Linked DNA regions of Homo sapiens: all the other regions are linked to region 1. Evidence: chromatin contacts called from ENCODE Hi-C or POLR2A ChIA-PET data. All regions are on one chromosome and are shown on one strand. The core of a region is the stretch at or near the end of the contact, and the rest is flanking DNA. Distances in the headings are between cores, read along the strand shown. Region 1 has its middle 18 kb from the start of LINC02175. Region 2 holds the start of IL4R (interleukin 4 receptor). Region 3 holds the start of KDM8 (lysine demethylase 8).

Region 1 (2,558 bases), core at 30-2,529:
CCAGGGGCAATAACATGAATGGAGCTGACATCTCCCAAGATAATGATTTCTTCTTCTGGAATATTTCCTGAAGGACCTGCCTGAGGGCTTTTACAGTTAACTTTTTGTTAATAAGTAGTTGCTCTGGGTGAGTCAGCAAGTTGTTATTCTAAAATAACAATAAAAAGTACAGCATAGTAAATACATAAACCGTTAACACAGTTTTTTATCATGATCAAGTTTCATGTATTGTACATAATTGTATGTGTTACACTTTTATAGGACAGGCTGCACGGTAGGTTTGTTTACACCAGCATCCACATAAGCTCATGAGTGATGTACCGTGCTAAGACATTAGGACAGCTACGTCACTAGGTGATAAGATAATAGAGCTGAAAAATTCCCGTGGGACCGCCACCACCATATATGCGGGCAGCTGTTACCCGAAGGCATCACTGTACATGTATTTGAGATTGCAAAATTCAACTATGTTCAGCATTAAAATCTCAGATTTAGAATTTCAACTGCATGCTGCTTGTGGTCTGTAAGATATGGCACTACCTCCAACTTTAATTCTATTGTTCTTTTATACCTTTTAGTTTCATTTTTAGTTTCTATTTCCTGTTGGTTTTATTATTGGTTTATAAACGGAAGGCAGGAAGCAAAATCTTTTTTTTTTTTTTTTTTTTTTGAGACAGACTCTCATTCTGTCGCCCAGGCTGGAGTGCAGTGGCATGATCTTGGCTCACTGCAACCTCCATCTCCGGGGTTCAACTGATGCTCGTGCCTCAGCCTCCCGAGTAGCTGGGATTACAGGCACCCACCACCATGCCCGGCTAATTTTTGTACTTTTAGTAGAGACGGGTTTTCACCGTGTTGCCCAGGCTGGTCACAAACTCCTGGCCTCAAGTGATCCGCCCGCCTCAGCCTCCCAAAGTGCTGGGATTACAGGCATGAGTCACCACGCCTGGCCAGGAAGCAAAGTCTTAAGGGCAAAAGACGCTGTACTGAAACAGAGCTAGGCTTCGTCTCCCTTCCTCCTTTCAGGGCTGTTGCTAGTATACAGCTAATGTGCCAGGACTTAAATAGTAGCTGGGATTACAGGCACCCACCACCATGCCCGGCTAATTTTTGTATTTTTAGTAAAGACGGGGTTTCACCGTGTTGCCCAGGCTGGTCACGAACTCCCGACCTCAAGTGATCCGCCCGCCTCAGCCTCTCAAAGTGCTGGGATTACAGGCATGAGTCACCACGCCTGGCCAGGAAGCAGTCTTAAGGGCAAAAGACGCTGTACTGAAACAGAGCTAGGCTTCGTCTCCCTTCCTCCTTTCAGGTCTGTGGCTAGTATATAGTTAATGTGCCAGGACTTAAATGCTGAGTCACCTAAAAAGCTGAGCCTCAATCCTCAATAACCAGGAAGACTCATATAGGCTGCAATTCCCTTCCAGAGGAGACTGCCCGTGTTGCCTTTTGCTTTCATCTAATGTCTCTTTACTTTACAAAGAATAATATGATCTAAAATCTGTCTCTGTTGTAAGCAGTCACTGAATATTGGGCAAAGCATAAATGGCAAAGGGAGCAACATTCACACGAAGGTAAAAGAAATGGGGAAACCCAATCAGAAAATTCTCTTGGATCAATGTTCTGTATCTAACTCAACAAAAAGCCAGTAAATACAGAATATCATGCAAGATGCCACAGACCTGAGTAATACCAAAGTACTTTGGGAAAAGAATAAAACCCTTACCACGTATTGCAAATATTATATGGTTTGCCTGTACATTTTCTTAATGTATTTATTTTTCCTTTGTAGTAAGTGCATTTTGTGTTCTACTCACAAAATATCTGCCCACCCCATGGTTGCAAAGATATTCTCCCATGTTTTCATGTGTAAGATTTACGATTCTAGCTTTTATGTTTAGGTTTATGAACAATTACCAACTAATTTGTGTGTATGGCATGAGATGGGGTGAAGGTTAATTTCTTTCCTCATGTGAATATCCAGTTGATCTAGAATTATTCATTAAAAATAATTTCCTGGCTGGGCAGTGGCTCACACCTACAATCCCAATACTTTGGGAGGCTGAGGTGTGAGTACTGCTTGAGCCCAGGAGTTCGAGACCAACCTGGGCAACACAGTGAGACCCTGTCTCTACAAACAAAAAACAACAAAACATTAGCTGGACATGGAAGTACACACCTGCATTCCCAGCTACTTGGGAGGCTGAGGTGGGAGGATCACTTGAGCTCAGGAGGCTGGGGCTGCAGTGAGCCATGATCATACCACTGCATTCCATCTTGGGCGACAGAGGAAGACCCTCTCTTAAAAAAAAAAAAAAGAAATTAAATGACTTTCCTTCCTTCCACCAGAAAATTGACTTACTCGCTCTGGGCAAAAATCAACTGACAGTACGTATGCAGGTCTATTTCTGGACTCAGTTTCACTGATATATTTGTCTATTGTGATGTCAAGACCAATGTTTTGATTAGTGTAGCTTTATAGTAAGTCTTAAAATTAAGTGGTATAAAAAATTAGCAGTTTAAGTTCTCCAACTTTGCTCTTTTTTTTTTTTTTTTGC
Region 2 (2,558 bases), core at 20-2,519, 2.3 Mb before region 1:
ACCTACACCTGAGCCTGTTTCCCCATTGGACTTTGGGATTTTGATAAAGGCACTGAGGTCCCAGCAAATGCCTTGGGCTCCTCATAGGCTACTGGGGGCAGGGAAGTGCAGTGGGTCATGCCTCCCAGAGGGCTGGGGAAGGGGAGAGACTAGAACTGGAGCAGGGTTAGCGCTGGCCTGGGGGCATTCCTTGAACCCCAGAAGCAGACAAACTAGTGGTCCCCTATCTTGCTTAAGTCTAAGAAATCCAGATTTTGTTTAAAAAAAAAATCAGGGCTCAGTGGCTCACACCTGTCATCCCAGCATTTTGGGAGGCCGAGGTGGGAGGATCACTTGAGGCCAGCCTGGACAACATAGTGAGACACCATCTTTATAAAATAAATTTTTAAAAATAAAATAAAGATCAGATTCCTGGGTTTACTGAATCTGAATCTCAGGGCAAGGACCTGGGAATCTGCATTTTAAGCAAATCTCCCGGAGATTCTGGTTATTGTGGGGGCTCCTCAAACGTGATTGAGAGATGGAGAGCAGCTGGCTCTGGCGTGGGATTGCCTGGGCTCTAGTCCTGCTGCCCCACGGACTCCCAAGTGGGCGGCACCTTAGGGCAAGTTACTAAAGCGGCTGGGGTCTTGGTGACCTCATCTGTACAATGTCCATGACGCACAGCACCGGCCACAGAGAAGTTAGTGGGAGGTTTCACTTGGCATCCTTTCAGTAAAACAAGTCCCAGTCAATGATCGCGATTATTGGGTCCATCTGATATTCGGAGGCGGAGACCGCCCCGATTCACTGACCTACTACTCAAATTTACAGTTCTCAGAACTTTCCCCACCCTTTCTCTCTCCGAAGTCCTCACTGACTTCCTGAGCGCAGGGCTGGGCGCCACTGCCCGGAGAAGAGGGGCTGCGTGGCCTCCGACAGCCTAACCCCAAGCCCCCCACCCCCGCAGGCCGTCCCGGCGGAGGTCTCACTGCCAGCACCGGCTTTGGGGAGCGCTGGGTGTCCACGTACCCCGGGCCTCGCGCCTCCGCTGCCGTTCGGCGGCAAGGACGGAACCGGGCGCTGCTCCGCGCGCACCGAGAGTCGCGGGCTCGGGCCCCGCTCGGAGTCGGGGTGGTCCCCGTGGTCCCCGCCGGCGGCCGAGCCCTTCCCGAACGCCCTCAGCCGGCGTGCCCGGGCGATACCTTCGCAACCCGATCCGCGCGCGGGCCCCGGATCCTACCTGCGCGCCCCTGCTCCATTCGCCGTCCGGGCGCCCAAGCGGGAAGTGGGGGACCCCTGGGTGGCCCTTCCCTGGCCCGCGCCGCGCGGGGCTTTCCTGGGCGCGGAGACCCAGCCCGCCCCGGCTTCCTGCTCCCCGCCCCGGCGCCCGGCAGATTTGCATGCGCCGCCCCGCCCGGCGCGCCCGGCCCGGGTCCCGGCCACCTCGCGCCCCTGTCGCTGTCCCCGCCGCCGCCGCCGGACAGTCCGAGCCGCCGTCCTCTCCTGGGGGCGACCCCAGCACCTCGCTGGGTGTCTTGCCGCGCGCTTCCTCCCACGCCGTAGCCCGAGGTCACGCCCAGCGGAGAACTCTGCAGTGGATCCCCTTGGTCTCGGAATAAAACGCCCACGCCGACCAGGCCTCCAGGACCTGCTCCTGCCTGGCCTCCGCGGCCTCTTTTGCGCCGGGGCAGTTGCGTTTGGTGGGGGAGGGCTGGGCGACTGGAATCCTCCTCCCCTTCCTAACAGCCCGGCTTCCAAGTGAGAGTGGTTGCACATTCTTCAATAAATGTTTACCCAACTCCTACTCCAGCCACATTTGGATAGTAAAACAGCCCTTCAATCAGTAACTAGTACAATCTGTCGGGCACTGCAAATGTTAACTCGTTCAATCCTGGCAACTACCCTATAAGGGAGTGATACTATCACCGGTTTTACAAATCAGGAAACTGAGGCACAGAGTCCTTAAGAAATTCAAAATGGGTTGGGCAAAGTGGCTCATGCCTGTAATCCCAGCACTTTGGGAAGCTGAGGCGGGAGGATCACTTGAACCCCATAGTTCGAGACCAGCCTGGGCAACCCTGTTAGCGAGACCCCTATCTACAAAAATTGACATTTATAAAATTTTAAAAAAGAAAAGAAAGAAACTCAGAATCACTCTGCAGGTAAGCAGGAGCAGGGGTGGAGCTGGGATTCGAACACAGGCCCCATAGACCATTAACGTCTGGACACCATAAGAACCCGGATGCAGCCAGATGACTGGGGGGAAAACACTCAACAAAGTATTTCAGGTCAGGAGGGCCCAAGAAGAAAGTAGGGACCTCTTAGACCAGTGGGGCAGGTGGTCTGGAAGAGGCTTTTTGAGTAGAGGCCATTTGAGCTGAGACTCTGAAGAGCCTATGGGGGAAGACTTGTGTAGGGAGAGGGAAGAGCTAGTGCAAAGGCCCTGTGGGAACCAGCTCAGCCTGCAGGAGGAATTGCTGAAGGCCGGCATGGCTGTGGAGCCCTGAGTGAGGAAAGAGCGGAGACAGGGGAGGTGGGAGATATTTGGACTCACACTGGGCAGTGCTGAGAACCCA
Region 3 (2,558 bases), core at 43-2,542, 2.2 Mb before region 1:
CCTGACCTGAAGTGATCGGCCTGTCTCGGCCTCCCAAAGGGCTGGGATTACAGGTGTGAGGCACCGCGCCCAGCCTTAAATTATTTTTAAACATCAACTCCTCTAAAGCACCTCCCTGAGTATTCTTTAAGGTGGCTGGGTGGAATGGCCTCTCCGAGAGCCTCACTGTGATTTGCAGAGGGTCTCAGGGTGGGCACTCTGCAAGCACCATGCTGGTCATGAGAAAGCCTCCCAAAAGGGGCTTCCAGGACAGATCAGCCTACACCTAGCTTTCTGGGAACAGGCGGTCCAGTTCTCTAATCTCCTCAATGTTATTATGGCAGTATTCCACAAAAATTGTGCAAAAACAAGAGCTTCGTAAAACTTCCCAGGAAAGTTTGGAACATTTTCCAGAAAGCTTTAATTCATGGCACAGGGATCCCTTTGGCTCTCTAAGGGGCACACAGTCTTGTGTTTGGGTCGTCCGTGTGGCCCCAACGCCTGCGCACCTCCTGTCCCCGGGCTTGCTCCCGAGTCCTCCTGAGCACGGCGATTCCTACCGTTGCCGGGAAACGCACCGATGCCCATCGTTAAGTCCTACCGAGCTACAAGCACCTTTCCTTAGGGCAGTCACACACCCAGGCCCCAGAGGGTCCCCCGTACCCCGCACTGGCCTTGAGCCCCGAGGCCTCAGACCCCCTTCCCTCCTCAGCGCCTTCCCCGGGGCTGCATTTCTCGCGGCTCATATTTGGGACCTGACGGCGGAATCGTTTCCAGCCTGCCTTGCGGCCCAGGGGCAGCGGCTGGTTGCCTAAAAGCAGCGGACACACATATAGCAGAGTATAAAACCCGCGCAGGCGCACTAGGCCTACACCAACGCGACGCCAAGAACCGCTAAAGCGCACAGCAGCCCGCCGTAAGGGCCTGCCCTCACGCATGCGCAAAACCACTGCCAAGAGACGAGCATACGCACGCGCGGAACCTTTCCCTTTATCCTCCCGCAGGGCAGGCCGGCGACGAGCTAAATTGCATTCTCAGAGCGCATGCGGCAACTCGAGCCACCCTCGGGGTTTTCCAAGGCGCACGCGCGAGGCCGGGCTTGGCTGCTTCACATGACGCCTGCGCGGTCTATGCCTCTGAACCCGGCCTCTCCACTTCTGAGGAACTGGAGCTGACTCCGCTCTCGAGTTGCTCAGACTAACCTCTCTTCAGCTGGGACGGTGTCGAGTCGCCTTTGGGCTGGCGAAGACTCGTTGCGTTTGGTCCGACCACTCGGCTGTGTCCCCTGAGGAGCCAGAGGCTAGCATAGGAGTATCGATCGCTCACCGCTCGTCTGATCACGACGCAGTGCCTGGAGGAGCGCCGAGTGATCGATGCCGTGGCCCCGCCCCACTGCTGTTTAAAAGGCCGGGGGATGGAGAAGACAGAAAGGCTTGGCTGTATCCTCTGGGTCCTTCCACGCTAGTGATACCGCTTTTTCCTCTGCACAGATAACAACTTCGTACAAGGCTGTTTGCATCCACCATTTAATCTCTGCAGCTAGGATTATTAGTTCTCCCTATTTTACAGAGAGCGAAACTGAGGCTCAGTGATTAAAGTGGCCACATACTTGTACTTTTGGAAAGTCAGATCCACAATTACCCACGAGCAAGTGCTGCATCCACAGTCTGTTCGAGTGAGAAGGCAAGTGGCCAGGGGACACACTCCTGCCACCTTTGCTTTGATGCCGAGTGGTGCGTGGTCACTGGGACTTTTGTGTTTTGAGCACACACTCCTGTGGACTCCAAGTATGCACGCCTTTTGCAGCATTGCACAGAGGCATGGAAAGTTATGTTCGTACTGAGCTTGGGGTCTGAGTAGGAAACAGGCTTGCTCAGGATCAGTTCATAGATTAGTGGATTCTAGGTACGGTGCTAAAATACTTTAAAAATATGAGGATCGTAGCTATTGTAATGATCATGCTCATCCCCATTTTAGGGAGTGTATTAGTCCGCTTTCATGCTGCTGATAAAGACATACCCGAGACTGGGCAATTTACAAACAAAAAGGTTTAATGGATTCACAGTTCCACATGGCTGGGGAGGCCTCAAAATCATGGTGGAAGGTGAAAGGCACGTTTTACATGGTGGAAGACGAGATAATGAGAACCAAGTGAAAAGGGAAACCGCTTATAAAACCATCAGATCTCATGAGTCATATTCACTACCAGGAGAACAGTATGAGGGGAACCTCCCCTATCATTCAGTTATCTCCTACTGGGCCCTTCCGCAACACGGAATTATGGGAGCTACAATTCAAGATGAGATTTGGGTGGGGACACAGCCAAACCATATCAGGGAGGGAGCAAGTAAAGCACAGAAAGATCTCCTAACCCACCAGGCTCACTGGGATGCTGGTGTTTGAACTCAGCAGCCACAGGTTTAGAATCCTCATGGTTATGTGCTACACTAAGTTTCCACCCTTGAGTAGTGACAATGTTGAATTTTCCCTGAGTCTTGTGTCCCCGGAAAAAAGTAAAAAGGAATTGCTCTCACCCTTTTGTGTTGTGGAAAAAAGTTTACTGCAAAGAATCACCCCCC

The links. A loop is a pair of places that touch in the nucleus more often than their neighbours do. ChIA-PET counts read pairs that join two places held with the same protein, here RNA polymerase II (POLR2A). Pooled maps may share reads with other maps.
Region 2: a pooled map shows a loop between it and region 1 (2.7-fold over the local background). The contact joins the promoter of IL4R here to the enhancer-like site in region 1. A Hi-C loop is called at or near these places in 2 of 50 pooled maps. POLR2A ChIA-PET finds 5 or more read pairs at or near these places in 2 of 52 experiments (PC-9 and activated T-cell).
Region 3: a loop to region 1 is called in a pooled map, with 11 times the contacts of the local background. The contact joins the promoter of KDM8 here to the enhancer-like site in region 1. A Hi-C loop is called at or near these places in 1 of 168 maps with a recorded cell type or tissue (naive thymus-derived CD4-positive, alpha-beta T cell), 1 of 37 single-sample maps with no recorded cell type and 9 of 50 pooled maps.

What each region holds. Positions count from the first base shown.
Region 1 is chr16:25,047,497-25,050,054 of GRCh38, reverse strand. No RefSeq gene overlaps it. Among named protein-coding and RNA genes, the nearest start is that of LINC02175, 18 kb to the left of the region's middle. RefSeq lists a silencer at 233-527. Within about 2 kb of position 1,279, at least 41 of the 41 ENCODE cell types and tissues checked have a DNase peak (open chromatin) inside an H3K27ac peak, as active enhancers do; they include PC-9, where a contact is called at or near this core.
Region 2 is chr16:27,312,685-27,315,242 of GRCh38, reverse strand. IL4R (interleukin 4 receptor) reads right to left here and starts at 1,269. Exons shown (of 11, transcript NM_000418.4): 1 at 1,223-1,269. RefSeq lists silencers at 529-578, 1,019-1,228, 1,249-1,548 and an enhancer at 1,326-2,056.
Region 3 is chr16:27,202,260-27,204,817 of GRCh38, reverse strand. KDM8 (lysine demethylase 8) reads right to left here and starts at 1,292. Exons shown (of 8, transcript NM_024773.3): 1 at 1,182-1,292. RefSeq lists an enhancer at 1,088-1,247.